Linked DNA regions of Homo sapiens: region 2 is linked to region 1. A link is an interaction called in ENCODE POLR2A ChIA-PET data of the cell type or tissue named here. Cell type or tissue: Panc1. All regions are shown on one strand.

Region 1 (2,500 bases):
GTTGATAAAAATGAGGCAGCAGGAAAAAATGAGGCTACGCTCACTAGCAAATACCTGCCCTGCTGATGTTGCAAATTAAGAACAGCATTATGGGATATCTTGGGGTGTGTTTCAAGGTTTGCCACTCCTTTAGCCCGACTTGGGCAAAGGGACCATATCTTACCTGCCCGAATGCATGGCATAGTATAGGAATGCTGGTGGTTAGAACAAGGGCCTTAGTTTGTAAAGAAAGCCTGCCAAGGTGGTCGTGTTTGGAAATGCCAAAGTGACATTATGGGGAGCAGAATGGAGCAGGAGTGAGAAATATCAACACCTAGAGTGTGTCCCTTGTCTCTACCGCCCCTCCCACCAACAATTAGCCTGACCTTGGCCTGAGATATTATACCAACTACAACTTTCACTGTTTCTTTGCTTAATTTGCTTCACTGCTGGGGGGAAAACAAGACCTGAAGAGGAATAAAAGCAGCTGGTTTCTTTCGACCATCAAAGGCAGAATTGGATACTGCTGCACGGTGATTTTCAAGGCAATTCAAAATTCAAATTAGCCAAAGCTGACTCCCTCCCTCCTCGCTCTCCTGCGCTCTCTATCTTTGTCTCTCTCTCTCTCTCTCTCTGCCTTTTGCACGACTTTGTTCACAAAGCAGAACTATTCCTAGCCTCCTGTGCTCCACTTTGAAGCCAGCCCATGTTTTTCCACTTCACCCCTTCATCCTTCTGGGCAGCGGTTTTCTGCCTCATCCAAAGGAATCAATGAGGAGGCTCAAATGCCAATCTTTTACTTTTTCCAAGAAGGGCTTCCAAGGTGCTAATGTGCTTCCCAGCCAAGATACAGCCTCTGGTGTGTGTTTGCTGGTGATAATAATACATCAGCTAGGTAGGGTGGACTCCAGAGGCCTGACTGGGCACAGCAAGGCATTCCTGAGTGCTCTCCAGCCGGGGAAGGAAATGATGGGGAAAGGAGAAGTGACAGAGAAGCAGAATAGTGCTGGAGGAATGAATTTCATGGCCCATTATTTCAGTAGTGTGTGTTCAGAGCCCACGGTGCACCTGGAGCCAGTTCCAAGTCCATCTCCTGCAGGAAGCCTTTTCTCATCCCCTCTGCTCCTCAGACATCACCTGCTCCCCTTCCTGGGCAGTCCCAGACCTCTCTGCCTGGCCAGCCCCTTGGGTCCAGGTACACACAGCCTGCTGTGTGTTAATTGCTCTGTGTGTATGGAAACCCAAACACAGTGCCTGATGCAGCATGGCACTCCATGGTGTAGTCCCTGCGCCCTTTGCCTCTGCCCTGTCTCCCTTCCTAGAAGTCAGCTCCATGACAAAAGGGGCCTCTTCATACTCCAGTGGCCCCAAAGCTCAGCCCAAGTCCTTCAATGTCTTGGTCACAGACAGAATCCAATAACTACTTGGAAATTGCATGACGGTTTCCTTCAAACATTGTAAGAGCTTGTTTTTCTCTTTTAATGACAAAAGAAAGCCCACATGTTAAAAATCTTTCTAACCTCATCTCTGTTGCTACTTGCCCCAGGCCTCTAGACCAAGTCACCAAATTTCCCTTTATTGTTCTACCAAAGGGTTAGGCAGTTTCCAGTACAATTAAAAATTCAATGGTAAAGGGCTTCTCTTCTCCACTTGGTAACTGACTAACTTGGAGGAGCTAGGCCAGATTATAAGCTCCTGAGTTCCTCCAACTCAATGCCCGGTTAGGATGTACTGTAGCCAGGCCAACGAGGTCTCTAGACATCCCTGAGATCATAAAAATAGAAAGTAAGGCCCCACTGCCAGGTTGAGTTGTGCAAAGGGAGCTTTGAGCAGTCTGCAAAGAGCCTCTAGGCTGCAAGAGGAAGGCCTGGCCCCTGAAGCCAGGTGGACTGATGTCTCCAGTACTAATTTAATTAGAGTGGTCCAGGGAGGCCTAACACAGGAGGTGATGTGGGAGCTGAGGTTTGAATAGCAAGAAGAACCAGCCAAGGCAGGTTCTAGGGAAGGCCATTCCAGGCAGAGGGAACAACTACCACACAGGCTCTGGAGCAAGAGTAAGCTTGACATGTACAAGGAATCAAGACAGGGCCCATGCGGCTAGAACACGGTGGACCAAAGAAAAATGGAAGTTGGAGAAGAAGACAGGGCCAATTGTGTGGGGCCTTTCACTCCGTGGTAAGAAGTTTGAACTTTAAATGCAACAAAAACAATTGAAGAGTTTTGCTTTTTAATTAAAAAGAGCGATATTTCAAGGTTCTTCTGGCAGCAGTATGGAGAGTGGCCGTCGGGGCAACCTGGATGGGAAGAAAGAGGTGTGTTAGGAAGCTGTTACAGTTGGTCACGGAGGACTTAATGGCTTGGGCCGGAGGGATGGAAATGGAGAGGAGTGGACAGATTCAGAATGTATTTTTGGAGCTGGAACCAATAATTCCTACTGACAGATTGTGAGAGGAGAAAAGGGGAGAATCAAGGAAGACTCTGGTGATTTTGTTTTGAGAAGTGGGGTTGGAGGTTAATACCA
Region 2 (2,500 bases), 440 kb before region 1:
TGGTCTCAGTTCTGCCACAGAGAACACTGGACGAGTCACAGCCACTCTGAACTTCTGTTTCCTCTTCTGGAATATGAGGAAATTGGGTTAAATGGTCCCTGTGGTTCAAGAACCAGAAGATGATTCAACTTGACACCATACCTTACAATTTAAACACTTCTGTGCTTGTTATTTCATTTGATGTTCACAGTAAGCCCATAAGTGAACAGGAGAGGGATTATTATCTCTATTTTATAGCAGTGAAATGACTTGTGGTGGTTATACATCCTGCCCATGACAGAGCTTAGCCTGGGTCATGGGCTGGTGTCCTTCTCCTAGCCCAGGCTTGTCTCAACTCCTCATGCTCACAGGGTAGATTCCTTGAGCCGAACCACCTCCACCTTCAGCGCCACGCGGGAGCTTTTGTTCAAGCCAGAATTCAGGGATCATCCTGTCCACTTCATTTTCTGCTGAAAAAATTGAGCTCCATAGAGGGAAGCAAAAGGGCCTCCCCCGGCTCACACCGCAAAGCGTCCCATTCTCCTGATGTGGAACCACTCCACTCTTCTCGTGGGTCCCATGGGAGTGAAAATGCCTGCATCTTGGGCCTGGGCTAAGGATGGATCTGTCAAAAACAGTGACACTGATAAGTTTTGGGTGCATTTGAGACACCACCACTGTGTCATCATTACCCACACTGCTGTCATGAGGTCTTGAGAAATTGTCACCGGGGTCCTCTTGGGGTCTGATGTGCTAAGAGAGGTCAGGACAGGCTAATCTGTGTCTGCTCCATGCCCCCTCCACATCTACCTGAGCCTTTGAGAGTGCCTAGCTCATTCTCCCTGCTCCTTAAAATCCTCCAAGTTCCACAGCCCCACCTAGACCTCAGAGTGAGTGGTTCACTTTGCGGCACTCAGGCCCACTCAGTGACCACAACAAACACAGCTTGCAGGGTCTGGCTGGCCACAGGTGCTGTCCCTTCTGCCCACCTGGCAAATGCTATCTCTTCTCTCCAGATTTAGCTTGCTGGCCCCCTCTTCCATAGGGCCCCTGAAGAGGCAAGTGCTTCCTTTTCCCACTCCCACGACTGTGCAGAAAGCCTCTGACAAAGCACTTTCACTTTCACATGGTGGCCACTGGTCTCCGAGGCTGTTCTCCTTTTAACTGGCAGCTCAGTGAAGACAGGGGTTGTACTTTGTTTCTCTCAGTATCTTCAGCGCCTAGACCCTGATGGGGCTCAGTGACCTTAGAGGGAGAGGGGATGAGCTTTACATGCTGATCAGGAGCACAGGCCTTGGCAGCAGGCTGGCCTGCACTGAAATCCAGTTCTGCCATTAACCTACATGTCATCCAAACCTCTCTGAGCCTCAGTTTTCAAATCTACAAAATGGGAAGATTGGTACTGCCGGCCTCATCAGGATGAATGGGAAAAACCATGGAAAGAGCTTAGCATATCACAGGCAGTAACCGGGAACTATTGTCATTATCATTGGGGAATTCCCCAAAAGGTTCCTCTGTGAGCTCACAAGAAAGCCCCTGGGTCTCCACGCCGTCTGCAGGAAGCACCCCGGGGATTGGCAGCCCTTCCCTGCCCTGCCTTCTTCTCCAGCTGCAGTCGGAAAACCCCTTTCTCAGGATGCCCCAGACAGGGCCAAGCTGCTTTCCTTCCCCTTGTTGACACAGGGAAGACCTGGCTGCCTGGAGCCTTGACTGGGCCTCCCACTCTTTGAAGTGCAAACACCGAGCTGTGTATTTTGGGCCCCTCTGAAGGGCCGTTTCTGGTGAAATACCAGGTTTTGAAATACTTCACTCCTTGTTTGCATTCGGAAGCCCATACATGCTCAGGTCTCTCAAGGCCTGTATTCAGAGAGGCTGGAGGTAATGTGGGCGAAAGAATCAGACTCTAGTGGGGGAACACAGTGGCCCTCTGCTCTTGGGCTGGGCCTACAGGAGCCACTGGAGGTGGAAGAGGGAGCTCCCTCTCACAGAGTCCACCTCTGGCTGGGAAGAGCAGACGAAGGCATGCAGAGGTATGTCCAGGTGAGCCCAGGGCACAGAGAGCTGGGACCAAAGGCTGGTGTGAAGAGTCATCTCCTGAAGACCTAGCTACAGAAATACTGGAACTCAGTGCTTCTTCCAGCCCCTCCTCTGCTCTGGCACCCACCCCCACCTCTCCACCCAGGGAGTATGTAAACTTCTCGTCCTGCCAAGAGCTGGGCAGGGAGGAATGACATTTATTTGAGCCTCACTGATCTCATAGGAGCTGTCTTAGCCCAACAGCAGAGGTAGAGGAAGTCAGAAGGGGAGGCAGGGTTGACTTGATAGAGATCTCCGTGGGTTTCTAGGAGGGTTTGGTCTGGTCTCTAGGAGGATGAGCCTCCACGTCCTGGGTGATCATTTGGGCCAGGTATTTTACACACCCTCTTTACTTTAAGCCTCATGAGGTGGGTGGTCCCATCCCCATTTCACAGATGAAGAAATCGATGCTATAATGGAACAGACTGGACTCCTTACCCAAAGG

Evidence for each region. ChIA-PET counts read pairs that join two places held together with the same protein. Peaks named below come from ENCODE experiments on the same cell type or tissue, not always from the same donor. Only the 100,000 strongest peaks of a DNase experiment are listed, where the experiment ranks them.
Region 2: POLR2A ChIA-PET joins it to region 1 with 11 read pairs; 2 of 35 experiments call an interaction of 5 or more read pairs at or near these places.

The regions. Positions count from the first base shown.
Region 1 is chr15:69,695,440-69,697,939 of GRCh38, reverse strand. It overlaps PCAT29 (prostate cancer associated transcript 29), which reads right to left. Exons shown (of 4, transcript NR_126438.1): 4 at 2,190-2,273. Among named protein-coding and RNA genes, the nearest start is that of PCAT29, 100 kb to the right of the region's middle. In Panc1, no CTCF peak of the experiment used is centred here; no DNase peak of the experiment used is centred here.
Region 2 is chr15:70,139,888-70,142,387 of GRCh38, reverse strand. No RefSeq gene overlaps it. Among named protein-coding and RNA genes, the nearest start is that of TLE3, 43 kb to the right of the region's middle. RefSeq lists enhancers at 1,216-1,315, 1,083-1,586, 2,091-2,500. In Panc1, no CTCF peak of the experiment used is centred here; no DNase peak of the experiment used is centred here; H3K4me3 peaks cover 435 bases; H3K27ac peaks cover 846 bases.